Regions from separate parts of the Homo sapiens genome. Here regions 2, 3, 4, 5 and 6 are each linked to region 1. Evidence: chromatin loops called from intact Hi-C (ENCODE). Cell type or tissue: A673. All regions are shown on one strand.

Region 1 (5,000 bases):
CAAATTGCTCTGAGGACACAATTACACTCTCAAGTAGAAACCACTTAATTTTGCCAACTTCATCATAAATTTTTACTCTGATAAAATTATAAGCTATATGTTTTTATTGTAAATCTATCTATTTGTAAATCTCCCCATAAACTAGAAACCAGACACATAATTTTGAAGGCCATGTATTTCTTATTAGTTCTCCATAAAACCAATTCATACCAGTTTTTTTGTTTTTTTCCTTTTTGAGGTGGAGTTTTGCTCTTGTCACCCAGGCTGGAGCGCAATGGTGCAATCTCGGCCCACTGCAACTTCCGCCTCCCAGATTCAAGCGATTCTCCTGTCTCACCCTCCCAAGTAGCTGGGATTATAGGCACATACCACTACGCTCGGCTAATTTTTGTATTTTTAGTAGAGACAGAGTTTCATCACATGGGTCAGGCTGGTCTCGAACTCCCGACCTGAGGTGATCCACCCACCTCGGCCTCCCGAAATGTTGGGATTACAGGCATGAGCCACTGCGCCTGGCAAAAATTGTGTCTTCATGAAAAATGCACGTCATCACTGGCCATCAGAGAAATGCAAATCAAGACCACAATGAGATACCATCTCACACCAGTTAGAATGGCGATCATTAAAAAGTCAGGAAGCAACAGCTGCTGGAGAGGATGTGGAGAAATAGGAACACTTTTACATTGTTGGTGGGAGTGTAAACTAGTTCAACCATTGTGGAAGACAGTGTGGCAATTCCTCAAGGATCTAGAAATAGAAATACCATTTGACCCATTTGACCCAGCCATCCCATTACTGTGTATATACCCAAAGGATTATAAATCATGCTGCTATAAAGACACATGCACATGTATGTTTATTGCAGCACTATTCACAATAGCAAATACTTGGAACCAACCCAGATGTCCAACAATGATAGACTGGATTAAGAAAATGTGGCACATATACACCATGGAATACTATGCAGCTATAAAAAAGGATGAGTTCATGTTCTTTGTAGGGACATGGATGAAGCTAGAAACCATCATTCTGAACAAACTATAGTAAGGACAGAAAACTAAACATTGTATGTTCTCACTCATAGGTGGGAATTAATAATGAGAACACTTGGACACAGGGTGGGGAACATCACACATGGGGGCCTGTTGTGGGGTGGGGGGAGGGGGGAGGGATGGCATTAGGAGACATCCCTAATGTAAATGATGAGTTAATGGGGCAGCACACCAACATGGCACATGTATACATATAAAACAAACCTGCACATTGTGCACATGTACCCTAGAACTTAAAGTGTAATTTTAAAAATAAATAAATAAAAATAAAAATTACGTCTTATTTGCCATCATGCCCTAGTAACTGTACAACATCTAACACACAGTTAGGTACATAATAAATATGGAAATAAATGAATTTGAATTGATGTCTGATGAGAAACCGGTTTTGAAAACCAATAACTTTACAGAGAATGTTATCAGTATTTTTTTTTCAAAATAAAAACTTCCTTAGTAACAGGACAAACAATTCAAGGAAGCAGGATTTCGCATCCTTGAATTATACTTCCAAGATTTTGCCAAACAATTTATTTTTTAATCTTTACTTTTGAATGAGTGATTTATTGACAAAGTACAAACAAAACAGCAAACACCAATACAGAAGTGAAAGGAGAACTCCCCATGCCTAGGCCTGAATCCTCCGTTTTCCTTTCTAGAGGCAAGCGCTATTACAGCCAAACAACATTTTTCAATGGTATCAATTCACTACGAAGCATTTTCAAAATTCCATCAATCAACAAACACCATTCCTATAGATAAAGGCATGCTTTGCTAAGTTTTCTGCAAGTGCTCTTTCTGCCCTTGGATGAGGATGTAGCTCCATGATGATGAATGTCACCTGGAGATCAACATCATTTCCCACACTACCCTTGTGAAAGGAGCAAACATCTGTGGAATGTCTGTCTGGCCTTCTCAAAGCAAGCATGAGAGCATGCTTGTGTGTTCCAAGGGTGACATCCACTGGTGTACAATTATAACTGCAGGTAGCAGGCCTTCCAAGATCTTCAGATGAGAAATCCTTAACTCGAATGCTAACAGACACAGTGATTCTCAGACATTCATCCATTACTCCTGACTTTCTAAACACAGTAGCCAGCCTTACCTATTTCGGATCACAGAAGAGAAGGTTGAATTGTTCTGCATCAGCCATAAAGATGTGCCTCTGGACAGTCATTCATCCATTTGTCTCACAAGTAATATTGAGAATGAACCAGATACATGCCAGTTACTGAACACCTCACACAGTATTAGGAACAACGATGAAAAAAAAGCACAGTCCTACCCTCAAGGGCATTTTCAAATTTGAAAGAGAGGTGAAACATACACAGGTAACTATTGGATATGGCAGGACATGGCAACTTCTGCACTCACGTGTGCATGAATTTTGCCCTGATTTGTTATTTCATCTAGTCTTCACAACAATTTTTAAATATTGAAAATGTTACCATATTTTCAGCAGAATTAACAGGTAGAAAAACCAAGGTTCAGAGAGATTAAGTGGCATGTCTATGGTTACACAGCAATAAATGTCTGATTCCAATTTGGCATGATTCCAAAATCCAGACTTCCAGCACCACCCGGTGCAATCCACCAGCTTAGCTCATAGAGCAAAGGCAATTCCAATCTTTTCCAGGGTTTCTAGCCTGCATCTTATGTTTTAAAAGGGTATCTCTATCACAGATTCAGTAGAGAATTTGTATTCCAATAAAACTACTATCAGAGATAGAGTAAGATTATAAATATATAGGAAATCTTGAAAGTCAAACTCGGTAGAACATTCACTCTCTATATTCAGATTCTTAAGTTTTCTGCCAGCTCCCCTGAACAGAAGACTTATTATATCAATATAGGTCCTTAAGCTGGGCAACATGGCAAAACCCCATCTCTACAAAAAATACAAAAATTATCCAGACATATAATTAGGTCCTTAGATATACGTGCCACCTCGCCCAGCTAAGATATATAGGTCCTTAGTTTGTAACTCTTGTGAGTCAAACATTTCTAGAGAAAGAAAATCTGGCTTATACACTTGGACACCAAAACATACCAGTTGTATCAATCATGATTTGATCAGAGAAGGAAAACCTCTGGGAAGTCACGTATGTAATAGGAGATTATCACAGAGATTTGATCTCACACAATCATGAGAGATGGTCAAATAGTTGACTTTCTGCTGTTATTTTCACATTTATTACTGTGCCTGAGGTCAGCAAGGAAGACATCCAGGAAGGAAAGATAGTTGTGAGGTGAGGGAGAGCAATGACAAACTGGAACCAAGAGGACAGGCTGGAACCTGTATTGGCCCCTTACGGCCTCCCAGTCTCCAACTTCAATGATGCTAGTAACCTACAGGAGGAGGGGTGCTCTTTATAATGGGGCTAAACATGCACTTGGCCCGGGAGAAGCAGCAGCTGGGAGTGGTCCAGTGGGAACCGGAGGTGCCCAGCTGCTGTCCATGACAATAGCATGAGCCAGCAGACCCTGGACCATGTGTGCGCCCTGCACCAATTATCTCAATGTAAAAATCATATGGCCCTGGCTATTTTTACCTTTCAAACTGTATGCAAAGTATCTCCTATGACCCACACTAACCTGGAATTATGCAGTGAAAGAAATTCTGGGAAATGTAGCTCCAGCTTAAATACACCAACATGAGACAAAGCAAAACACATTATACATGCAGAATTATTTTGCTGGTGTTTTATTTAAATGTGAATTATTTCTTTCTCTAAACCACAGATAAAGCCCATTTTTGCCTATTTGGCTAAATTAATATATCAATTATTATCTAATGGCCAGATAATAACAAAGAAAATAGGTTCTTAGTCATGAGACATAATCACATGAACACTTAGTTTTACCCAAGGAAGGTATCTTGCAGGGAGAAAATAAATGGAAAATGGACATAAAATCCATATCCATTCTGAGAAAACCCCAAATTCTTCACTAATCTCAACATGTGCTTGAATTCCTCCTATACCTCTATGCCCTCATACCCAGGAAGCAAGGATCATTTTAGCCAGAGCAGCAGGAGACCAGTGCTGGAAGCCTAGGCTTCTCTTCATTCAACCATTGACAACATGAGATTCTGTCAGCTCATGACTTGATGAAGCTGGAATCTGAGGTTACACCTTCCAATTATACATTGCATAGCTGTTTACTTGGTAACCATGAGGAAGGCTTCCCACTCGCCCCTCTTTGGCATTATTGAAGTAACCACCACAGCCAATGATCCTGGAGGCTTACAGAAGTTCTTCAAGGACACTCCTCATCAGGATTCAGATAGGACAGGACTCTAACAGCAGTAGAATGAATGCATCTCTGGTCATTACAACACAGCCTTTCACATTCAACCATTTCCAGACTCTCTTCTGGAGAGTTGGTAGGTTAAATACCAACTCTTAACTGATTAATCAAAAGCAGCTTAATTCTTATTTTAAAAATGTGATTTTAGCATAGAATTAAATACTAGCTACAATCTTCCAATCTGAATACTCAATCTAAAATCTGGGTCTACTTTCTATTATATTCAATTCATAATGTCAGTTTTGAGAACAAATCACATGACAGATCAAAAATATACTGTCAACCATTTGCAAATATATGACTATTTATGATAATGGGATATCATACTTTTTAGTAATCTATGCTTAAACAGGCAGGAGACCTATGAGTAGCAAAGGAATAACAATGCTAAATCTCCTCATACACTTTGAACTCTATGTTTGTGAATTATCATGACTTGATTAGGCTGATAGCATCCTTGTCTCTGGGTTACTCCAAGTTGAAACACTGAATATTTGACCCTATAAGCTAATTATTATTGCTGTGGAATCTGATCAAAGTATTGAGCTTGTTATTTTTAGAATACATAGTAATTTGTGCACAATGTATGAAATTAAATATTTTTTGTTCCACATTGAAAACAATTACTGGTGGAAAGTAAAT
Region 2 (5,000 bases), 58 kb before region 1:
TAAAAATCTTCAGGGACAAGTTTTTACAAACTCTCTTAATGGTTTTACCACCCTCCCTATCAGGACCAAGATCAAATACTTGATGTAAGGCATTTGTTTAATTTTCTTTAGACAAAGAGGATAGTAATTCTTGCATAAACGTTTTTGTGTATCATCCATAAAATATTTCAGAAATTAAAGGATAACAATCGCCCTTTCACATCTTTGTTTATTCATGACCTATAACTTTGAGTCTCTTATTAAACTGAAATTTATGACAGCAAAATTATGAAACAACTATGTTATAATTAAAGGGTTCAAACTTTATGTTATTTCCTGAACACTACTGTACAATTATTATACAAGTTTTATTAGCCCCTATACATTTTCTCATGAAGGAGGCAATAAATAAAAGAACATAGTGTTTGATGCCAAGCAGATCCACATTCAGATCCTCATTCCGCCACTTTGTACCAATGTAATGATGAGAAAGTTGCTTAATTTCTACAAACTTATTTTTCTAGTCTGCAAACTATGGCAATTTAAAGCTACCTTATAGCTTTAAGGTATTAAAGCTATAGGTATTAAATTAGGATTAAAAGTTAACACATATTAAATGTTTACCATCATGCATGATGTGTGTTTTTTAGCTCCTAATCCTTTTTCCCCGCTCATTCTGCATTTCATAGTCCCCTTAAGGGAAAAAAATTAGTATGAGCCATATTGATCTTCAAATCCACATTGTTCTCCTTAGGATTACACAGAGGACTACATTCAAACAGGTCCTGGGCAGCTGTACGCCTACTCAACCCGGCTGTTCACCATTGATGGCATCAGCATCCCATACACATGGAACCACACCGTTTTCTATGATCAGGCACAGGGAAGAATGCCTTTCTTGGTTGAAACACTTCATGCATCCTCTGTGGAATCTGACTATAACCAGATAGAAGAGACACTGGGTTTTAAAATTCATGCTTCAATATCCAAAGGTAATTTGATAAAAGAAAATCCATATCTTTATGCCATCCAGTCTAAAGGGTTAAAAAAATTCAAAATAAGGACATTGAGGCCTACATCTAACATGATATCAGGTTTTTCATGTGTGTTGTCTATGCCTTTTTGTTAAGTAAAGCCCTATGGAAAAGCCAACCCAATTGGAGTTCTAGTACATTTACTTTACTAATATACTTCTTCATACTACACAGTGGGGTTGCTGTTGTTCTATTCCATATGTGCAGAGAGGGTTAAAAACATATAATGTGGCGGGGCGTGGTGGCTCATGCCTGTAATCCCAGCACTTTGGGAGGCCGAGGCAGGTGAATCACCTGAGGTCAGGAGTTCCAGACCAGCCTGGCCAACATGGTAATACAAAAATTAGCCGGTCGTGGGGGCGGGTGCCTGTAGTCCCAGCTACTGTGGAGGCTGAGGCAGGAGAATTGCTTGAACCCAGGAGGCAGAGGTTGCAGTGAGCCGAGATCACGCCACTGCACTCCAGCCTGTACAACAAAGAGCAAAACTCCATCTCCAAGCAAAGAAAAACATACAATGTGTCCAAATGCTTTTTATTCAAATAATACAAATAATAAAGTCCATTTGTTATTGTTTTGAATTTTGTTTGTCAAGAAATTTTTTAAATTCCTGAAACATAATACAAAGCTGTGTCTTAACCTAAACTAGTCAAAAAGAATTTCTATATTTTAAAAGCAGCTTTTTAAAACTGTGCAGCAATAATCAGGATTCCAACTGTCATTTCTTGTTCCTGGAAGTTATAATTTTTTAACTGCTTTTCATTTTCCAAGCATGGTTCTGCAACCCTTGATCTAAGTAGTCCATCTATGCTATGTGGTTCTTTGATGTGTCTGTCTCCTGAGATTCCCTTTTCAGTCATAAGAGCCACCACGGCAATTAACATTCCATATTCTGTGGGGTTTTAATGCTGGGATGATTCTTGCATGTAGTCCTGTTAGACATTAAATGTTTATGTGACTTTAGCTTTGAACTTTAGGCTCCCATGAGTTCACTTAAAAGGATTCACATTGACCTTGTCAATGTGTTTTGCTGTGTGCCAGCTTTCCTAAAATAGAGCCAAGTAAATTTTAAACTTCACCATTTTATCATGTTTAGCAGATATGCTAAAAATTTATTTTCAGTGTTTACTCTTGCTTCCATCAGTCATGCTTATGACTGTTTCCTTCAACTTGTATCAGAACTGCTTCATAAAATTTGAGATCATAGTAATCTGGAAGTACAAGCACACATTTTTTGAGGTAATCACAGATTCACGAAGTCTCATAGCCAGTGACACCCATAGCCCATCTCCTCCACGCACACCATTGCCACCACTACCTTTTACTATTGCCATGCATGCCATGCCACTTGAACAAAAGAAACGAGCTGCCAGAATGAGGAGTTACATTTTCTTTCCCTAATTATGCCTGCTTTTCAAATCTAACTTCTGTTTCTACTTTTTTCAGTACTCCATCTAATTTAAAAAAAGATAACTGGGCACAAATAAGAGAATTTCTACCATCTGGAACTAGATGAATTAAAATGATTTCTGAAAAGTCATGTTCACTTTCTACCTAATCGTGTACATTTTCCAAGCCTAAAACTGCTTAAAGATCTTTGTACCGTCTTTAAGTGTGTTTGTTGGGGGATCTGGGTCCCACAATATAAAGAAACACACTGTATGACCTTTAAGGCCCCTTACTATCCTTAGACACTGTGATTCTATGAATCACATCTGATGTATGTGTCATGGTTCTTGTCAATTTTAAGAATTGTGTACTTGCAATTTGTTTTTGAGCAACCATTAGGGGGCAAGCTTGCATTCCTGGTAGCTTAACTAGCAAATTATGTTCTGTCTAGACTAGAGCTAAGTATGGTTGCAGTGAAATTAGAATCTTCTGGAGAGCTTGATGAAAGTTCAGATTTCTGGGCACAAAGATTTTTGGTTTAGCAAGTCCACAGTAGGGTCTGGGAGTTTGTATTTTTAACACAGACCCTAAATGATTCTAATATATCTGGTCTGCACTCTTGCTTTTGGAAAGTACTGGTCGAGAAAACTCACTAACATAAGTCAGTGTCATTAAAATATTTTTATATCTTTAAAATCTAACTTATTTTTAAAATTAATTATAAAGTATATATTTTACAAATGAATCAGAGTATCAGAAATTATGCAGGAATATATAAATTTAACTAACTACAGATACATTTTTTACAACTTCTTCATGGGAAGGAAAAAAAGTGAAATGAGAAGGTAAAATATGCACCAAGAAAAAATATTTGCATCACATGTTATTGACAACCATGATTAATCTTAATACATACAAAGGCGCTTCAAAATCAGAAAGAGGCAAATACCCTCAGTAGAAAAATGCATAAGGGAAATTCACAAAAGAGTAAATAATGACAAATGTGAAGAAACTGTTTACCCTCATTAGTAAGCAAGGAAATGCAAATTAATGAGTTATTTTCTGACTATAACAAGGGTGACGACTGCCTAGTATTACAGAGGTATGGGGAAGTGAACACCCTTACACACTGCTGGCAGGGGGATAAATTGGTTCAACATTTCTGGAAGGCACTGTGTCTCCAATAGCCTTTCAAATGTTCATATCTTTTCAGTTATCTCATTTTGGGAGCCTGTCCTATGAAAATCACAGAAATAGCCAAAGATGAATGCTTAGGAAGTTTTATCCACTGTTATTTATAATAGAAAAATATTAAATATCCTCAAAGTAGGAAACAAATATGTAAGTTATGGCACAGCTATATAATAATAACTTAATCACTGAAATAGGAAATATTTAGCTCATTTATTCATTTAACAAATATTTGTTGAGTGCCTACTATGTACTAAACATTGTTCTAGGTGTTGACAGCATCACTGTAAACAAGTAACAAAGGGGAATGTTCATGACAATAATAACTGAAAAGTACTGTATGAGCCAAACCTGGGTTGCACACCCGTGGGTGATTATAAGAAAATCTTTACACCCATTAAAAACACAGATACCCAGGTCTCTTTCTTAGCAATTCTAGTAGAAATGGGACCAAGGGAACCTATATTTTTAATAGGATTTTCAAATGATTTTTATAATTAGTCAAGCTTGGCAATTATCAGTCTGTATATCCTAAATTTAATTTCTAAGTATGTATTCATAAAATTGACTGGAAGGAAAAACATCAAAATCTCAGCAGTAGTTTGTTCCATTTGACAAGACTACCAGAATTTTATGCTTTTCAAGGTTTCTATTACTATCATACATTATAAGCAAATATTTTTTATTGCCTTTTACTATCTTGAAATAAAAATTGTAACATAATTCAAAGTAACACACTTTATAATATGAAAATCAATAAAAGGAAAATAACTCATAATAACATTACACATTTTAATATGAAAATCTTTGGACAGAAAGAAGTAGTTGTATACTCAAACATATACTGAATCCTAGTATGATTATTTTGGGAACATTAAGCAACTTTTTTTTTATTATACTTTAAATTTTAGGGTACATGTGCACAATGTGCAGGTTAGTTACATATGTATACATGTGACATGCTGGTGCGCTGCACCCACTAACTCCCCCCACCCCAAAACAGTCCCCAGAGTGTGATGTTCCCCTTCCTGTGTCCATGTGTTCTCATTGTTCAGTTCCCACCTATGAGTGAGAATATGCGGTGTTTGGTTTTTTGTTCTTGCGATAGTTTACTGAGAATGATGATTTCCAATTTCAACCATGTCCCTACAAAGGACATGAACTCATCATTGTTTATGGCTGCATAGTATTCCATGGTGTATATGTGCCACATTTTCTTAATCCAGTCTATCATTGTTGGACATTTGGGTTGGTTCCAAGTCTTTGCTATTGTGAATAGTGCTGCAATAAACATACGTGTGCATGTGTCTTTATAGCAGCATCATTTATAGTCCTTTGGGTATATACCCAGTAATGGGATGGCTGGATCAAATGGTATTTCTAGTTCTAGATCCCTGAGGAATCGCCACA
Region 3 (5,000 bases), 530 kb before region 1:
TGAAGACCTGTGAGATCATAATGCATCTGCAGAACTATCCATTATATGTATGGCTGGAGCATAGAATCAAGGTGATAGTAGGACATGTGACTGAACCTAATTAGGGACCAGCTCATCCAGTGCTAAGCAGACTGATTTGGAACTTTTGAAGAATTTTCAGGAGAGGAGTGACATGATCAGATTTGCATTTTGGAAAGATAGTGGTTTCAAGTTGTGCCTGAGAGACCAGGAGATCCCTTGTAGATGGTGTCACATTCAAAACAACACCAATCAGGCAATGAAAATTAATTCAACGGAGTTTAAATGTTTATTGCAATGTCCCAAGAAAATTCCTTGCTATGTCGCCCATGCTGGAGTGCAGTGGTGCGATCTCAGCTCACTGCAACCTACAACTCCCAGGTTCAAGTGATTCTTGAGCCTCAGCCTCCTGAGTAGCTGGGACTGCAGGCACACACCACCAGGACCAGATAATTTTGTATTTTTAGTAGAGACAGGGTTTCATCATGTCGGCCAGGCTAGTCTCAAACTCCTGATATCAGGTGGTCTGCCCACCTCGGCCTCCCAGACTACTGGGATTACAGGGGTGAGCCACCATTCTTGTCATAGTAAACCTCTTCAAATTTTCTCCCTGACATCTCTTTCCTGCCAAAATCTGTCATGTGAACTTCATTCACGTACGCTGTCTTGAATTCGTCACCTTTTATCCTTTGCTCATCTATTTTGTATTCCTGCTTCTGGCCAGTAGTCCTGTAATATAAATCCAGATAAACTTCAGGCTTTTTCCATTTCCTCTTGGCCCATCAGGCCAGATGGAAGTCTTCTCAGTTCCATGGGGGCAGGAAGAAAGTTATATAGTAATGTCCATTCTTTGTTACTCTTACATGATGCAAACTTCCATAGGTCCTGCAGCATCTATTTGGATGATAGTGAGATTCTGCCCAATGCTGTTCCCCAAGAGTGCAAATCCTAATTATTACAGTTGAAATTGGTCTTTCTCCTTTTTCTGCCAGAACACAGTTCTGCCACATACTTCAAAATTCCATCATCAGTGCCTTGACAATGTGTACAGTTAATTGGAATGCCAATGCCACTGTTTAAGACTCAGAATTTTGCCTGGGTGCTTCATACACAGTAGGCAGCATTCTGGGGCTTTTTGATGAATATAGGTCCTCAGTGAAAGAAACCGCTGGGTGGGAGGGGAGGCAATATGAAAAGATGTGGGGCTGGAAGCCACCAGGGTACTGCAGAAAGCTGATTTCTTGTAGAATTCAGATTTTAGAAATGCATAAAAGTATATCCTCTTGGGATTAAATTGGAGACTGGATTGCTTTGGGTGAAATTTAGAGTAGCTAATGGGAGTATTGTGATTATACATTCTGAGCCAGTCATTTTAGATTTGTGTACATATTTTATAGTCTACTAATTTGCATAGAAGTATTGAAATCTTGATACTTTTAGAATTTCATTTAAGCAGCATGGACTTCCCAAAAGAAACCTTTATAGACCAATTATGATGGCTTTTTTCTCCCAAGTAGCTGCTGTCATACTATCTTTGCTTTTATTGGATTTCTTTTGAAAGTTTATTTAGAAACACACTTCTTTTGAAAAAGCCTTGGGGAGAACTCATGTACTAAAAGTATTAGTATCACTGTGAAAGACACCAAAAATGTCCTCTAATAAATTGCTAGAAGGAGGGTTTCTTTATATTTAGAATTAGGACAAACTTGAATTGCTTCAATGTGATAAATTGTTAAAATGAACTTTTTGCAGCTCAGTTGAAATTTAAAAGACTTTTCTCAAATGAATGTTCAAGGAAACAGATGGGGAAAGTACTAGGAGTTTTAAAAACTTATGTTCCCATAAAATAAAAGAGAGCATGAGTTTCACTGCTTGCTTTCCACTGCCAAAAATTCCCTTTTCCACTCTAAAAGGATATCAATATTCAAACTACTAGCAGTTACTTCTTAAATTTATGTTAATCCAGGACACAATTCATAAAAAAATGATGTGAAACAGACCAATGATAAGCCTTGTTGACATACTGAGCAATTCCATCAATGAAGTAAAAATTCTAGCAGATTAATGGATTGTTAGCACCAGCTACCATCTAGTTTCTCTCATAATTTCACAGATGACCAAAGTAACTTGTACAAAGTCAGTGGCAAAGTGGACACTAGAACTTCATTCCTTCCATCTCTCAGAGCAGTGCTTTCTTTTCCTTTTTTGTGATATTATGCTTCCACATGCTTTGCTATGCTTTTCAAATAAGTGCTCAAAATATGTTAAGATTTGTCAGTTTTCAAAAGGTCAGAATGTGAAAGGAGTTGCAGGACATGTCAAGGAACTTGAATTTTAACCTAAAGATGATAGGAGTTACTGATCACATTTGTATTTTAGAAAGTTTATTTTCTACACCTCACTATTCTTTGCTTGTGTAATTTATGTCTTCTCTCCATCTCTAATTCTTGTTACTTTTATATTATCTTGCAAGATAAATTATAGAATTGCCAATTGTATCATGTGGAAGTGGGTTCAGACTTCCTACATTTAGATTTTAGACATGCTTGCAGCATATGTGTATACTTATGGCTTTGAAGTTCTTTCTTCTATTGAGAAGGAAATAAATTGCAGAATGGCATATAGCTTCTGGCAAGAATACCATTTCAACTGCATTTTTGGAGCAAGGATTTTTTTACCCCAAGTCTGGTACAAATTATGATTTCTAACACTGGGTTTATTTTTATAGAAAGCATAATTTGTCTTAAAAACTACTGTTAACAGCCATGAAAGCTAAGGCCAAATATTAATGCACAGTGTTTCAATGACAAGCACTCTATCTTCCCAACTTTCAGTAAAATTTTGTGTAATTCATGAATAGTTTTTTCTCAGCTTTACTGAATTGAGAAATAATAAATTGTGTATATTCAAGATGTACACCTTGATGTTTTTATATACATCTACATTGTGAAAATAAAGCCAATTAACATACCAATCACTTCATGTAGTTACTATTTCCTTCCTTCCTTCCCTCTCTCCCTCTTTCCCTCCCTCCCTTCCTCCTTTTCTTTTCTCTCCCTCCCTCCCTCCCTCCCTTCCTTCCTTCCTTCCTTCCTTCCTTCCTTCCTTCCTTCCTTCCCTCCCTCCCTCCCTCCCTCTCTCTCTCTCTCTCTCTTTCTTTCTTTCTTTCTCTGTCTCTCTTCTTTTTCTTTCTTTCTTTCAAAAGTTTAATGTTGTTAGTGATGATGATGGAAAGTTGATGAGGAATTCTGGTCTAACAGATACTGGACTTTCCTGAAGTCAAGAGGTTTCATGCCAACTTTGTAAGTTAAGAAAGGTGATATCACACTTCTTCCATTGTTTTTTTCACTCTACATTGTGTTCAAATTGGCAAGCCCCAGGAAAAATATAATCATTATAATTAATCCTCCTCTATCATTTATTTTCATTGATCAAATCAATGTAAATCTGAAACTCCTAGAGCTATCTAGAATAAAACAAGCACTATGCTATGAACTTTATGTACATTCTCTTCAACAACATAGAAATACACATACTAAACTCAGTGTGTAAGAAAAAGAGAGGATTCTGTGCCAGATATCAAATATCTGTATCCAAATTCATGATAGAGGCATTAAGACTGAGGAATTTAATTCTCAACCTAGGGTATTATTGACATTTGGGCAGCACAATTCTTTTTTATGTGAGAGGTCACCCAAAGGCAGGACGTTTAGCATCTTAGACCCCTGACCACCAAGTGCCCACAGCACCCATCAGTCAGCAATGTGACTCTCTCCCTCACCTCTGACATTTCCAAATGCCCACTACAGCGGTAGCTCCATCTATGTGGAGACTAGATGATAATCAGCCTCCCTTTACTCAAATTTCACTCCTAAAATAATTTAAGAGAAATTATTTTAACCTTTTTGACCAAGACAAAATTCTGGACCAACCTACTTGACTAACCAAATGAATGGAACACTTTAGGCTGCTTCATGAATGAAGGCGGCTGAGGGTTATACACACCCCACTCCCTTCCCTCCCACTAACATGAAATAGAGCAGTGCATCCGTATAGTGCTGTAACATAGCTACAATACAGCAGGAATTGCTTGGAGTGTTTATCACAATATAGATTTTAATCCAGTAGGTTTGGACCAGGGTCAGTACCTGCATTTTTACCTGCCAGTGAACAGGTGACAATTTGAATCACATTTATCTGGAGTGATTTTACAGGATCGCTCCAGATAAAAGTGGTTCAAGTTGTTCCCTGTTCACTGCCTTAGAAGGTTTTTAACTCCAGGAAAACTCTTATAGACCCACTGGCAATAAAATTCCCTATAATAACAGCATGCAGAAGACAAGAAAGGTTCTCAGTAGAAGTTGAGAGAAATATTAGAGGAAGTAAAGCAGTGGTTTTGTCTTAGGTATAAGTCTTTTGAATAAAACAAGCACTATGTACAATCTCTTCAACAACATAGAAATATACATACTAAACTCAGTGTATAAGAAAAAGAGAGGATTCTTTTTTTATCTTTTTAAATCAAATATCTGTATCCAAATTAATGATAGAGGCATTAAAACTGAGGAATTTAATTCTCAACCTAGAGTATTTTGACAGTGGGTCAGGGTTCAGATGTACCTGAAGGGAGAGAAAATAAACAGCCTGATCCCTTGGGAGTGGCCACAGTTTTGGGGACTTGTGTATCACCTTCAAAAGAGATGAACCATGAGAATCCTCTCACCACAGGAACAAATCGAAAGGGAGGAGTAGTGACCTTCTGAACTGTTGTGGGGAAGAAGTCCATGTTCGTGAGCACATCCTTCCCTCTGTCTCCTGGGCTCAAGCAATCCTCCTGCCTCAGTCTCCTGAGTAGGTGGGACTACAGGTGTATGCCACTATGCCTAGCTTCTGTTTTTACTGAGATTGCTTTCAATAATGAAGAGTCTAATTAGAATATATATGGCTGGGATTTATTCTCATTCTTGGCTGATCTTCTATAG
Region 4 (5,000 bases), 400 kb before region 1:
AGTTGAGCTATGATCACACCACTGCACCACTGTGCTCCAGCCTGGGTGACAGAGCAAGACCCTGTCTCTTGAAAAATAAAAATAAAAAAAAAAGGAGGTGTGTGGATTTGTTGGTATAAGCCATTTTTCTCATGGATCTGGTTTTTAAGCTAGGAGACTGGAAAGAAAGAAAAGGCAGTCTTATTTCTCTTTCCCTTGCTCTAAAAAAAAAAATACACATATGTATATACATAGGCATGTGCCTTCATTGGATTGTTTTAGCAAAAAGATTAAATGAAATGCTGAACATATTGAACTAACCTATGGACCTTCTTTCTTGACATTATTTTTGCACATTTTTCTTTTTAGTTCACTTCAGATATTTTGAGATTGTCTCAGTTAATGAGGTGAACTACTGTCTAGGGCATTTTCTTAAGAATTATGATGTTATAGAAAACTGGAGACAGACATTAGCAATGTTTATGAAGATAGTTTCCTTTCAACTTAAGGCAGATCCTCTCAATTAGAGTTTTAGAGTACTCAGCTTTAACTTACCCAGTCAGCTATTCTCTAAGTAGCATATAGTTTTTGAAGATGGCCAACATTAAAAGTTTTTATCTGCTTAATAGTATGTTGTTGATTTTTTTTTTAGGGCAAGATATAAGTGATTATAAAAGGGAAGCAGATTGCTTCTGTGGCCTGTCTAGGTTATTTGACTGATTTCCTATTGATAAATATCTTTTTACTAAAACATTGATTTTAGTGTTATTTTGGCATGTTTGATTGAGAAATGTAACACATTCAAATCAACGGAAAATACATACACAAGAGACTGCATCATCTTAAAAGCTACTTGACTTGAAAAAAATGAATATGATTTTGACTTATTGGACCTGTTTCTTTAACAAAAAAAGTGTCATATGCGACTCTAAGAAAAATTAAATGGATTTCTTATTTGAAATGCCTTTTAGCTTTTTCACATTCTCTGGTTATCGATTCATTATATAACATAATATTTGGGATCTGAGAAGTGAAAATTGTAAGTATGATCTGCTTCACATGTACAAAGCCCACCTCTTATGAGGTTTTAAAGGTAAATATTTAGCACAGATATTAGACTTTTGAAACAATTTATATGTTTGTACATCAAGTTAGAATAATTGAAAACTGAATAATTGAGAGAAAGTATTAAAAATGATTCTGGCAATTTAGTTATCCAGCAGGTTGCTTTCTGGTTCTTAAATTATCTCAATATTGACACTTTCTTGGAATATACATACATATGTTTGCAATCCCCCCCCACACACATTCCCCTCATTGATATGCATCATGCACAATAAGATGGAAATGAGACCTAATTTTTTTATGTAAGGGAGAATATATATAGCATAAAGTTTCCAAATTTATAATACTGTTTTACAAAGATAACTATTATAAGTTTTCTCTACACATGTACATGAGTACAGTTTTCACATGTTTTCTCATGAGAGGACTTCCTGATTGCATCTGATTGAAGTGATAGTGACTACCTAAATAGATACTTGTTCAACTTTTGTTCCTCAGCTGCACTGTAAATTCCATGTCTGCCTTACTCAGTTCTGCTTTTCAGAGCCTGACATGGGACTTGGCCCCATAATAGTTGCTCAATTAATATTGTACATCAATGAATGAATAAGTATACTTACATAACTTTGGTTTGTTTATTAAAATAAGAAAATAGCTGCATGGAAACAGGGTAAATTAATGTAATCACTGAGGTTTTGTTTGACTACCTAGTTAAAATATGATAATAGAAACCAATTATATTGCCATTCCTTAAATTTGTTTGGTCATCAAAAGCAAATGGAATAGGTTGCAAACTGTATTTGCTTGAAGAGAAACAGTACGATGTCAGTGTAATTTCTATATAATTATACTTCTGGGAAAATTTTAAGCAAAATCATATTCTGATTACTCTTGTAAAATATACTGCTGTAGGAGGCTTTAGGTCAGCTTTGAATAAGCATAAATTTAGTAACACTAGCCTACAAAAGGTATATATAATATATGGATCTGTCAGTACCAGCAGGTGGAGCTGTATTCCAATGCTGAATAACATGGCCTCTTTATAGAGGGTTGACTTGAGGAAGAATCAAAATCCTAGTAGAAACTTTTATAAGGAATTTTACATATCGTGGTATTAAGCACACATCTTAAATTCTGCATGTAATATAACCATAGTTTATAGTTTAATAGAAATTTTCTGACTTGTTTTCACTTATTTTTACTTGTGTTTGCTGTCACAGAAATAGTTACAATTTTGCTGTATTACATTTGACTTACCTTAAACGTATGCTAACAAAATACACACACCAGAAACTGGAACAGAAGTAACTGAAAAGTCAAGTTTAGACTCATCTTGGAGAAAGAGTGAAAAAATAATGAGTGAATGAATAGGATATGGAGTTCACTTAAAGGCAACAGATAAATTATAGTGGGTTTTTAATGGTATTAGTTCATGTAAGCACGTTTAGCTTACATATCCCTTCTACACTTAGTATTGCATATTTCCTCTGAGTGATAGGAATTCTAAAAAGTGAAACAAAGTTTTAGATATGGATAGTCAAATTTAACCTCTTATTTGAAGAGAGATACAGAACCTAACAACTTGAAAATAGAAGAGGCCTTCACAATCGAGTCTTCTTTCTTCCCTTAAAACAATAGTTGTACAGGCCACTCTTTTGAAGCAATTGCTGATGGACAATAGTCTCTGACTTAAATGTTTTATTCCCTTACCTTTCAAATAGATTACATTTTTTTCTGGAACATCTGTGTACTATAAAATTAAAAATTAGTGCTAGAAACAGAGTTGGTGGGATACTTCCCGATGTATACTGGTTTTCATGAGACATTAAAATTTAATAACAGACAAACAAAGTTGAAGTCTTCTGAGAAATTACTCATACTTCTACTTAGGTATAATTAAAGATGAATATCTGCTTTCATGCTTCTTTTCTTACTAAAACAATAACTTAACCTAGTCAGTAGAAAATAAATTTCATGTTTGGTGATATTTAGTCAGTTGGCCACTGGGGAGTTACTTGGTAATGAAGGCATCTATTTTATATTTCCTATTTATTGTTTCTTAGGAGGTTATCTTTTAATTATTTTATTGCACTTAATATTTATTTTTTTTAATTATTATTATTTATTTTTTTTTTTTTGAGATGCAGTATCACTCTGTAGCCCAGGCTGGAGTGCAGTGGCTCGATCTCAGCTCACTGCAACTTCCACCTCCTGGGTTCAAGCGATTCTCCTGCCTCAGCCTCCCAAGTAGCTGGGACTACAGGCACACATCACCATGCCCGGCTAATTTTTGTATTTTTAGTAGAGATGGGGTTTCACCATGTTAGCCAAGCTGGTCTTAAACTCCTGACCTCAAGTGATCCACCCACCTCGGCCTCCCAAAGTGCTGGGATTACAGGTGTGAGCCTGGCCGAACTTTTTGTATAAGTAGAATAATTTAGGGGTTATAGAGGGTAAGAAAAATCAGTGTTCTTTGGTAAAAAAGAGAAAGTGAACAATGTCCGGTTAGACAAGAAAGACATGTTTGAAGTCAATGGCAAATACAGCTTATACTTCAGTGATTTTACATGTATAATGGTGGATCACTCAAATATACTAATTACATAATTTTGAAGAACCATATCCTGAGAATGATGTAATCAACTTTTAAAACATATTGTTTGACACAGACTGTGAGGGGTGAAGCATGGACCACTTTAATGTTTGACTAGATTTAAGTGTGATGAGAAATTTGTCATCCTAAAGTTTAGTTTTTTATATAAAAAGTTCTATGTCAGTTGTTTACAAGTCAAATAAGTTACTCTTATTTTCTTTTCATTAATAGCATTGTAAGTGCTTATAATCACTTAGGATTCTTATAAGTGGCTACCGTATTTTCTCATCCATGCTGCCTATAAATGTACTTAAACATAGGATGTACTCCAGGAAGATTTGTTGAATGAAAGGATGCATTTATATTGAATAGGAATTTTTAATTATCCACTTCTATTATGTACATTATTTGCTGTGGGGATAATTTTGATATTTAGTGTTAAAAGCATAAGACCAAGAGTTCTAGGTCTTAATATCAACACTAGCAGTTTTGGCTGGCTATGCAACCTAGAAAAAAAAAGACCGATCTTAGTATGTTCAGCAACACATTAGTGACAATGATGTGAGTAAGTTTCCTCTAATTTTGAAAATACAAGTATACTAATTTATGAAAGTAAATATAACTGACAATAGTACCATTAGGCTGCTAGAATTCCTTGCTAAAATATTTACTATATTGCTGAGCATCAATTTGATTTGTTTCTTATTATAATTTAAAATACTGTGTACTCCATACTTGATAATGCTGTTTCTCTTTAGCAATATTGTACCCCATGAGCAATACTGCTACCCACTTAGCAATATCATACCCATTCATTGTGTAATGAATAGGCCCATGGTCAGAATCCAGGCAAGAATTCATGGACTAAGTTTGATATAGGCAAAAATTGGGACCAGTAGAGCAAGGAATTATTTTGCCTTAGCCAGAAAAATTCCATTTTGTTTCCTGTTTAAGATAGAACATGTAGCATGATCATGGAATTTCTCACTCACTATCTGGTCAGAATGGAAGATTGAGGGACTCAAAGGAAGAACAAATTATAGGCAGTTACTGACACAGATCCATCAATCCATGTGCTAGGCTGACTTTGTAAAATGGCCAGTGATATCTCCTTTTACCACACTATTGTTTGAAAAGCAGTCACTGGGTGTTGAAGTACTCAGGGACTACTCTTTGTACTTTGGGGATGTTTGTAATATTTAAATGGAAAAGAGGCTTCCAGAATTCCATAACCATAGCTTGATCACAGCTTTCAAATCTCTTGTATGCTCATCCCATTGTGATTTCCCAATGTATATCAATATATTGGATATAGGAAAGGAGATTAGAACAATTTATTTATATCCACCATGCCCATGACAGA
Region 5 (5,000 bases), 490 kb before region 1:
ATTTTCTTTACCCCCTTTCTGAGTGAATTCATGTGAAAATCTGTTGAAAGTATGAGCCTTCTCTTCATAAGAATATACCTCTATAATTTTACACACAGTTTCAGGGGGATAAATTTCCCTTAAAGGTACAGGGATCCCAAATTAATAACACTTTTGTGGGGGATGTGGGATGGCAAGGGTAAGAATGAATTATATTGTTAAGGTCTACACATGTAGTTAAGGTCTAGACAGGAAAAGCAGCAGATAGGTATTGCACATCTTTGCACAGACCATTTCTTGATGGTGTGGGAGTTTCTTTAATTAAAATATGGTAGGAACAGCTGGCCACCAGCTAGCACTGGCAACACAACAAGAATGTCAATAAATGCATCACAGAAAAAAACTTACAGGCCCAGTTGTTTCTAATGGAGACTATCAGTCTGTACCCCTATAGACAAGAGCTTCAATTTTTCCATTCCAATCACACTTGCTGTAGCATCCTTAATATTGAAAATAAACTGAGAACTTTACCAGAATTGTTAAAAATACCACCATGGGCATTTAGTCTTTGTAAAACCTTGGAAAAGTAGTTAATTCTGAACAACTCACCACATGTCTTATTGTGAGTCACTGAGAAAACAAAAAAATGAACTCCACTACTCATGACTTGGTTGTCTTCTTTAACTGGTAGACCACAATCCCGTTGGCAACAGGAGAGGGCTTGCTTCCAAGAATGCAACGTCCAAAGTGGAGGGCAGGGAGCACTAGTGAGCATGTAATGACAGTTCCCAAGGAGAACACGGGATGCAGTGCATCCTAGGGTGGGGTCAGGAATGATCCCTGGACAAGTCAGAACTCACGGTGTCTGGTTTTATTCTCTACATTTGGCAGCTCCCTTTTTTTCCTCCCTCAGTTTCCTTAGCTTTAAGGAAAGTAGGGGCTAATGTGAGCTTGCAGTGAGAGAATATAGATCAGTGTTTTGAAATCTGTGAATCATTAATCTAATGGAAAGTGTTGTAATTTTCTACTTAATTGGAAAATGACGGTAAATAAAGTAAATTCCCCTACGTCTTTTCCTAGTGTTGGTAAACTTTTCTGAAGTCAATAGAAGCTCTAAAGCAGGCGAAATATGGGAGCTTGGACGTACATATTCTTATTCTGGTGGGGGAAAAACAGGTTTGAAAATTTGAACAAATAGTGTAACTACAACAAATTCTCTTTCTTCTCAAAATGGGTCTGAGCCAATTTTGTTCTGTAGTACTGATTGAAAAGAAAGAAATTAGGAATGTACCTGAAAGGAAAGGGAAGATAATTAAATGTTTCAATACTCATTATGTGCCAGGCACATTCTCAAATACTTTACATATTTTATCTTATATAATTTGTACAACAACACAAGAAGAAAGCTGCAGTTCAGAGAGATTAGGTGGCTTTCCTTTCACACAGCTGAGTATCAAAGCTAGAATTTAAATCTATCTGTCCCACTCAAAAGCATATGCTCTTCTTACTGTACCATACTGCATTCTACCCTAAGCATTTTATTGGGAAATGGGCTTAATCTAATTAAGCATGGTGACTGGAAAAGACCACTTCATTTATCCACTCAATAAGCCTTCCTTAAATATGTATTATATACAGGGCACTGCTAAGTATTGGTATACAAAGAATAAGAGAGCACTCACTGTCAAGGAGCTCAAGATCAAAGCTTCTTCTATCCATCTATATTTACTAGCAAAGAGAAACTCATTAAATAATGATAGAAGCAATTCCCAAACATGATTCACATCTTTTTAATTAGCAAGGAACTTTATTCATAAAGCCTCTTAAACTGAGAGTTTATCAGATATCCTGGGATAGTCATGTCCCCAAATTTCATGCCACATCTGAGATTTTAACTGGAGTGAATTAATATACCTCAATGTTTAAAAAAAAAAAGAGAGAGAGAGGCATAATTGTCTATTATATGCTCTGACAAAGACTACTTAAATTTCAGAGCTATCTAGTTTGTAGGAGCCTGGAGAGTCTTGGAGAATTAGATGCAGTTTCAATTAAATGATATTAAGATATCCCTGAATTTTAAACTGCTGTGCTATGAGACAATGCCTTTACATCATGTGGGTAGAGCTACATTTTTTAAAGTATTTATTTTGGTTGGTGCTAATGAGATATTTATCTCCATTTCCCAGACATTTTGGACTTTGTTTCAGAAGAAATTCCAAATGTTACTTACAAGAAGCAAATTCTAATCTCTTAATGTCAAAATGTACCACAAAAGAATGAGGAATAAGCTACAAATAGCAAAACAAACACAATGCTTTTTACTTGAGGAATCTGCCAGCAGAGGGCAATATTAGTTTTCACACTCTCCTAATATCTCTACTGATTTTAAACCATTAAGTATAAAATAGCTATTTGGTAGAAATCTTAGGCTATGAAGTATTTTTGTTTCTGGCAGATACGAACAGGAACATAGTAGAAGCAAAGATAAAGCATGACGTTGAGTATTAGAATTCCAACATCTCTGATAAAAATTAATCTTATTTATTTTCATTGCTATGAAAACTCTAGACATTTGCTGATTATAATTCAGCTGGAGGGTTACCATCTCTTTATGGTATTTCCCTATTCTCCAGCACACAGAAAGTTTTCAGTGACTATTCATTGAATAACTTATGAGTAAATAAATGCTGATCAAATAGATATGTGTGTATGGGGTTGGGGTGGAGGCCAAGGGTAGGATGAAAACTTCTTACACTCCCCTCTCATTTAGAATACAATCATTTCTGTGCATGGCTTCTTTGAATGTTTCAGATAGCACTTTGGAAAGTGATTTTTGGTATTTCCAGCAATTTTAGAGTAACCTTAAATCAATGAATTTAATCACCATAGCTTGGATTAGTAAAAGATGAAAGCTATTGCTGAACTTTCCATAGGAGAGTTCCAAATCTTACTTAATATTGGTAAGGATATTTGGCTAGACTGGATTTATGAAAAGTAAGATTATGAAAATTAAAATATTATTTATCAAGTGCTGATTGAATTAAGCAAGCCACTTGACATAACTAAAGTCAGAAAGACTCAAACTGATTTTTTTAGGCTGAATTAAAAGGAGAGATACAATATAAATTGTGAGTCAGTATGTGTCTGCTCAGTATCTATGTATCTTATTTTCTCAATTTTGGTATGTAGTTATTATTATTATTTCACATACATAGGATGATAGCAACAATGTTGGTAGTTTGAATTAATTGGCATTATGCCAAATTTTTGTTTCAACATCTGTTAAATGCATTTCTAAATCTATACTCTGTTTCACCATATAGATAAATATTTAACATGAGGGAATGGGCTTTGGGGATGACTGAATGAGTCTTATGTTTCCAATAGTTAATTATATATTTGTATTTAGAAACTCCACCTTAAGGCAAAAACTACAGGCCTAGTGGGAAGAAATCTTCTTCTGTGTACTCTTGATGTTTAGGTTTTTGGCCAGACTAAAAGTCACAGCAAAAGACATTTGCGGAGATGCCTTAAATATAGTACTGCAAATCCTGTACTGGGAGATATGGGATTAGCTGCAGTGTGAGTGGAAGGATTTTTCTGAAATTTGCCCATCAAATCTCGGCAAAGTTTTCCCATCAGAGTCATGTAGAGTAGCACTTTCTTTGCTCTGCTCAAGATTCCTTGCCTGGGTTAATAAAGTCAAGTTCCATAAGAAAATAACAACCTGATCTACCATCAGTAAGGCGTTCTGCTTAGGCAATTTTGGGTGGGAATGTTTGGGTTTATGCTGATGTAGGCACACTCTTGTTCCACATTGACTAACAGCTGCTAGGCAACAAGCTAGTATTGAGCTGGAGTTTGTCATCAAATGTAATCAAACTAAGTGATCCACATTTTAATGTCTTCAGCCTCATTAGCAAGCTCTTCTGATTAAAGCAGTTGCAATTTATTATACTAATAGATAAGTTTTTTGAAAAAAATATGAATCTCTTCTACTCCCAATGTTTCGTAATTTAATGCTATACTTTTGAAGCTTTGACTTAGTGGCTATGGCCATAAGCAACAACAGCATTATTGTTTTAGGGCACATTTCCAATGCTTATTTATGCTATGTAGTGTCTTTAGTTTGATTTCCAATAGGACTGACGGAATTTCTTTCAGATGTTTTGTCTTCTAAGTGTAAGACTTTATTCCGAGGGTAAAATACACTTATGAATGTGAAAGTTGTCAGAATCAAAATGGAGTCACTTGGGTTTTAAAAAACCCTGACAAATAGAGCCAGAGAAGCCCATGAAGGGAGGGTTCTCATGCATAAATGCCAGATTAAAAAAACTATCACAAAAGACTGCAAAAAGTTCAACCTTGCAAAAGGCCATAATAACCTTACACACATAAAAAATTCTTCCTTGAGGACATCTGCCCAGCAACTGCCTGTTCAGTCTTGGACTGGTGCTACCCTAGTTATTTATTGATCCTTGCAGCCAAGAATAATTACCTCAAAAATTATGTAATTCTCTTCATTTTTCCTTTAAAAACTTTTGTCTTCCTTTACCTCCCTGAATACACACGTATTTATTATGACATGACTATTCCCATGGCAATGCCCTATTTGCGAATAAATGTTATTTTCTTTTAGAAAGCCTCTCTATGTTATTTAGGTTGACATAAATTTTGATGCATTATTTAATTCATTTCATTGTATAGATGACAAACGACTAATAAAAATCATTTGTATTTCTTGATATGATCATATTCATGCCTCTTTAAAAATGATTTGGTGGCTACTTTTTACAACTTATTTATTTAATTTGTATAAACTTGAACTTTAGAATAGTTTCAGGTTTACAGAAAACTTATGAAGATAAAACAGAGTGCTACCATATATGCTACACCCAGTTTCCAGTATGGCTAACATCCTATATTGGTATGGTACATTTGTCATAACTAATGAACCAATATTAAACATTATTATCAACTAAACTCCACACTTTATTCATATTTCCTCAGCTATACCTTTT
Region 6 (5,000 bases), 1.0 Mb before region 1:
GGTAGTGGAAGTTCCAGGGATGCAGAATTATGTTTTAAGAATTTACTTGTTTTCATATAATTAAGCTGCGGTTTCTATTTATTTTTGCAATATTAACCTTCTTGAAACACCGATTTCATCCCATTTCTCCTCTGCTGAAAATCTTTACTCACTATTTGCCATTCAGGGCTCTCTCAAATTTGTTCATACCTTAACTATCCAGTTTTCTTTTTTTTGTTGTTTTCCCTTCTTCCTTGAAAGAGGCCCTCTTGCCTTTCGCTAGGCTGGTTTATTTTCTTTCTGCTGAATTTATACCAGTTATCCTCAGTTTCTCAGAATGCCTTCTTTTACTCGTCTTTCAAGCTTTATTATTTATTGTTATTTTGTCCACCTGTTTTCCTAGGTACTTTTCCTCTTTAGGTGGTTGGTATTTTGAACTGTTTTAGCACTTTTTGACTCTTCTGCTTTGACACTTACTTACATCATTATAGTAGGTTATTTGTACATGTTCTACTTCTCGTCTTTATTATTTTATGTAAAACTATAAGCTCTAAGCTCTTTAGGACATGGATTATATTTTATGTCTCTCTTACCTTTCTTGTGCTTGGCCCAGTTTCCTCAGAGTACGTAGAGAGATAGGATGGTAGCGTAGAGAGAGTCAGACAGATCTATTTACAGATGACAGATGACTGCTCTGCTGTGGACTTGCTCTGTGACTTTAAGGAAGATGCCTACCTCTGTTTGAGTTTTGTGAAACGGGGATGATGATAATATCCATCTCACCGGATTACTGGAAAGATTAAGTAAAAGTATTGTGTCAGCCTATTCACTATCATAAACTGTGGAAAAAAATATGTACCAGTGCACAATTTATGTGTCCTTTTTTTATTTATTTCAGAAATCAGATCATACAGATGTTCTGTACTATAATATAAAAAGAAGACAAGGACTGAAAAGGTAAATTTCTCCTTTTTCTTTTTACTGTTTTGGTTTAGAATTATGAGACTAAATATTTGGATTTAAAAATTTTTTTTATTTACTTTGAAGAGGACTGCTTTGCATGCAAATATCTCTAGCTATATAACTGATTATGATTATAGAATTGTCTTAATATTAACTATATTTAAGAAAAAGTTGAGTGAAATAAAAATCTATGAAAACTATTGTGTAAATGACACTCAAATGTGCATTTTAATCTCAAGTGATTTGATTTTGGCACATGATTGTAACATGCGTAACTTCATTACATACACTAGTGAAGTAAGTTATGAGGCTAATTTAGAGATTTTGGATAAATCATTTTCATATATTACCCGTGAAGAGAGTATGTATCTTATAGAATTGATATGGCTTTAAAACCGTGTTGATTAACCAGTATGTGATTATAGCTAGAGAACTTGGGGAATGATGGTTGGAATAATGGAAATTATTATTCTTTAATTTCTGCACTTTTTGGATAAAAATTTCAGTGAAATTTTGGTGCAGAAAGTACTTGCTGCTAATGGGGATAAATAAGTATACAAAGTTATAACGTGTGATAAAACTTGGTAAGATCAAGGTTTCTCCAAAAATAAGAAGTTAAGGGAAAACAAGTAAGATGGCATTAAATATTACAAATAAAAGCTCTGCTTCCCAAACAATCTCAGTTAGTGTTTGCTAAAAACAAAAAAATTCAACTCGCCTCTGTCTTTTGTTCACTTTTTCTTCTGAATCATCTCCTGATACTTTGCTTCTGTGTTATTCTCTGTTGAAGTATATTCTTGCACTAATTTCATATTATGTTGACTATCCCTTGCTACATTTTTTGAACCATTTTAATGCCTTTTACACTGATATCCTTTTTTTTTTTTTTTTTAAATTTTAAGTTCTAAAACACTATTTGACTTTAAACTAGTTACCTTTTGTTTAAGGACACATTTTTTGGCCCTTGATATTATATCAATATATACAAGAGGGTAAAATATAAAATGTTTTATAAAAATCTCCGTATTAATTCAGCTCTAGAGAAGTTTCTGAAATTGGTGTGCAAACAGTGAAAGCCATAATACAGATGAAAAATTAGAGATAATTTTATCATTTGGAAAGGCGGTTACAGTGCACCATTACTGTAATTCCTGTTCCATGATTTGAATACATAGAAATGTATTAGCAGTAAAAATATAAGCAAGAAGCTGGGCACAATGGGTCATACCTGTATTCCCAGCACTTTGGGAGGCCGAGGTGGGAGGAAGGCTTGAGGCCAGGAGTTTGAGACCAGCCTGGGCGATGTAGTGAGACCCCATCTCTACACACACAATTTTTTTTTCAGAACTTAAATGCTAACTTCAGCCCAGGATTAATTTTTTTTTTTTTTTACAGCTAAACTAAAAATTACTACATGGGAACATCAATGCAACACACAAGTAAAATTTGTAAACTCAAGGCACAAACTTATAGTTAATGAGTTAATGATCATGGTAAGGGACATTGCCAAAGAGCTATTGATGCCTCAGTGAAGTCTGAAAGAAACTGCCTTCTCTGAAGGCAGAGAAGAAATATGCAAGCAATTCTGCTTCAAAGAAATTTGCACAGAAAGAGAAAATGCTAGAGCCGTTACCATAAGTGAAATTGCAAAGCCTCAGCATGTTCAACTCAATCCACAAAGCACCAAATGTTAAATTGGAGCCAAGGTAGAATTTGAACATTCAATTTTCAGCTTTGCAACTCTCAGAGCACAACAGTTTCAGGTGTGGAAACCAACTGTAGGCAAGCTCTTTTAAAAACCTGAATTTTATACACCGTAAATTCTAAAACAGAGCAGACACTTCTGCGTTATTGTTCCAGTTTCTGAAGGGCACCACAAGGCATCAGGGTCTCTTTCAAAGTCACTGGCTGCAACAATTCTGTCTTCCTAACTTTGGTAGCCCCCTCTGGTGGTTCTCTAGCCTTTGTACGCACTGAGGCACACCACTGTTTGTACAATGACTTCTGACATTAAATCCTGTCATGGCCTAAGTAGCATGAAGCAGCTGTTCCCTGGGTACCTCATGTCTCCTTGGCATGGGAGGTTTCCCAGTGACTTCTTCGTGCCCCCATTCAGGAGAGCCTCCAGAGCTCTCGGCACAAAGGGCCCCTAACTCTGGGTCCCACACAGGAGGCCACATCTGGAAGCTCTATTCCTCTAGCTCCCTCTGCTGGAAACCAAAGTGACAGTTTGTTGCAAAGACCTGTAGAAACAGATTATGTATAAACTCATTCTTGTACGCATTTACTTAATTTAGAACCTGGGACTTTTTAACAGTCGTTGTCCAGACCTTTTATGGTGGGTGATGGACTATGCAGCAGTGCTGAAGGAGCACTGTTTCTTTCTATAGGACTATAGGAAGAAAAGGATTAGTATACATAATTGTGTACATCAAGACAAATTTATAATAAAAAAAGAAAGATGAAGGGCCCAGAAACCTGCATTTTATTGACACTGTCATTTTCCACAGGGAATCTTAGGCAGACGTCACCTGTTTTCTTTTAAGTAATGAGAGAAGCCCACTTGTATTCCTGAATCATTTTTTGAGAAAAGCACCAGAGACGATTGACAGTCACACTTTTTAAAATAAAACAGTGACTACCTCTAGCCTACATCTCCCCACCCTCATCTACCTGCCCAATGGTTGTCAGTTCCCCTAAAGTCACCGTCTCCTTCTATTCTGGTATTACCATTAGAATTGAAATTTTCAAACAGGAAAAAAAAAAAAGTCTAGTTACAAATGAGTGCATGGCATCCCGAATGAAGCCCTTTGACTGTGATTTCTAATTTTCTGTTCAATCCATACTGCACAGATACAAGGATGAACCACCATTTTGGTTCCCAAGTTTTATTCAAGAATTCGTATAAAATATTCCACATAAGTGAATTTTAATCCTCGTCTTCCTCCTCTTGTTTGTTCTGGTTAATTTGGAAGTAACGTAATTCATAACCCCTTTTGCTGTTAGCAGTTACGCACGTCCAATCACGTAGATTGTTCTTCTTCAAATATTTCTTATTTCAAATACCTTTTGGGAAGAGGCATCTCGGAAGTCATGGTGATCTTGCCCTTGCTCCTTTTGATCACAACCCCTCCAATGACATTCCTAGCTTTTCTGCTCACTTTGATCCTCTCTTGCAAAAACTGCTCAAAATTGGCAGCATCCATGATCCGTCTTCTATGGGGTGGGTGCAATCAAGAGTGAACTTCAGAACCTGCTTCTTTTTTTTTTGCCCCCCTTTACCACAAGGTTTTTCATGGATGCCATGGTGGCAGTGAAGGCAGAAAGGGCATTTTTTTTTTCTGTTGCCTAGGCTGGAGTGCAGTGGCACAGTCTCGGCTCACTGCAGCCTCCAACTCTTGGGCTCAAGTGATCCTCCCACTTCAGCCTCCCAAGTAAGTAGCTGGGACTACAGGCGCATGCCACCACTGCACTTCAGCCTGGGTGATAGATTGAGACTCTGTCAAACCAACAAAGACATACCTACATTCATGCATGCATATATGATGAAAACTCAGGTGAAACTCCTATAAAAACTCTGTTTATGGTTTGCTCTTACATAATTAATTATTTGAGAAGTCACTTGTTAAATGTGTCTCTCTTGCTGGGCTGTAACCTAATTAAGGGTAAAGACTCTATCTGCTGTGTCCTCTACTGCCTCTTGGGTGCCTACCAGAGTGATGGCACTGAAAAGGCACACATTTACTGATATAAATTAATAGATTGTGTTTGACATTTTTCCCCTTTTTTTCTCACTACAAAGTAATATCTACTTTTATTAAGCAGGAAAATATAATTATCACCTCTAGCTATTGCTGTTTCTAACATTTTAGCACCTTTCTGGCCTTTTTACTATGCTTGTTTAAGATGTTGAGACCATATTATATGTACAGATTTGTATCCTGCTTGTTTTTGATTTTCAATATGTTTTATGTCACTGAAGACTTTTCATAAACATCCTTTTAAAAAACTGTGATATTCCGTCATATGAATATGTCACTTTTTAAAGTCATTTCCAA

What was found. A loop is a pair of places that touch in the nucleus more often than their neighbours do. Peaks named below come from ENCODE experiments on the same cell type or tissue, not always from the same donor. Only the 100,000 strongest peaks of a DNase experiment are listed, where the experiment ranks them.
Region 2: a loop joins it to region 1, with 9 times the contacts of the local background. A loop is called at or near these places in 31 of 110 quality-filtered maps.
Region 3: a loop joins it to region 1, with 11 times the contacts of the local background. A loop is called at or near these places in 4 of 110 quality-filtered maps.
Region 4: a loop joins it to region 1, with 4 times the contacts of the local background. A loop is called at or near these places in 71 of 110 quality-filtered maps.
Region 5: it touches region 1 in a loop (7-fold over the local background); 71 of 110 quality-filtered maps call a loop at or near these places.
Region 6: a loop joins it to region 1, with 13 times the contacts of the local background. A loop is called at or near these places in 3 of 110 quality-filtered maps.

Annotation. Positions count from the first base shown.
Region 1 is chr1:186,210,809-186,215,808 of GRCh38, forward strand. No RefSeq gene overlaps it. Among named protein-coding and RNA genes, the nearest start is that of PRG4, 83 kb to the right of the region's middle. In A673, a CTCF peak has its summit at 2,002; a DNase peak (open chromatin) is centred at 1,983; H3K27ac peaks cover 1,495 bases.
Region 2 is chr1:186,153,017-186,158,016 of GRCh38, forward strand. It overlaps HMCN1 (hemicentin 1), which reads left to right. Exons shown (of 107, transcript NM_031935.3): 97 at 734-971. Among named protein-coding and RNA genes, the nearest start is that of PRG4, 140 kb to the right of the region's middle. RefSeq lists a silencer at 1-28. In A673, a CTCF peak has its summit at 2,798; a DNase peak (open chromatin) is centred at 2,815; H3K27ac peaks cover 1,164 bases.
Region 3 is chr1:185,684,401-185,689,400 of GRCh38, forward strand. No RefSeq gene overlaps it. Among named protein-coding and RNA genes, the nearest start is that of GS1-204I12.4, 40 kb to the left of the region's middle. In A673, no CTCF peak of the experiment used is centred here; DNase peaks (open chromatin) are centred at 1,341, 2,951, 3,291, 4,031 and 2 weaker places; H3K27ac peaks cover 4,889 bases.
Region 4 is chr1:185,811,528-185,816,527 of GRCh38, forward strand. The region is part of intron 1 of HMCN1 (hemicentin 1); the gene reads left to right. Among named protein-coding and RNA genes, the nearest start is that of HMCN1, 80 kb to the left of the region's middle. In A673, a CTCF peak has its summit at 2,044 (motif pointing right); a DNase peak (open chromatin) is centred at 2,054; H3K27ac peaks cover 1,982 bases.
Region 5 is chr1:185,718,520-185,723,519 of GRCh38, forward strand. No RefSeq gene overlaps it. Among named protein-coding and RNA genes, the nearest start is that of HMCN1, 13 kb to the right of the region's middle. In A673, CTCF peaks have their summits at 752 and 2,305 (motif pointing right); DNase peaks (open chromatin) are centred at 722, 1,542, 2,322 and 2,627; H3K27ac peaks cover 3,991 bases.
Region 6 is chr1:185,167,463-185,172,462 of GRCh38, forward strand. SWT1 (SWT1 RNA endoribonuclease homolog) reads left to right here. Exons shown (of 19, transcript NM_017673.7): 4 at 878-936. It also overlaps the pseudogene RPL22P24. Among named protein-coding and RNA genes, the nearest start is that of SWT1, 13 kb to the left of the region's middle. In A673, a CTCF peak has its summit at 3,066; DNase peaks (open chromatin) are centred at 2,889 and 3,119.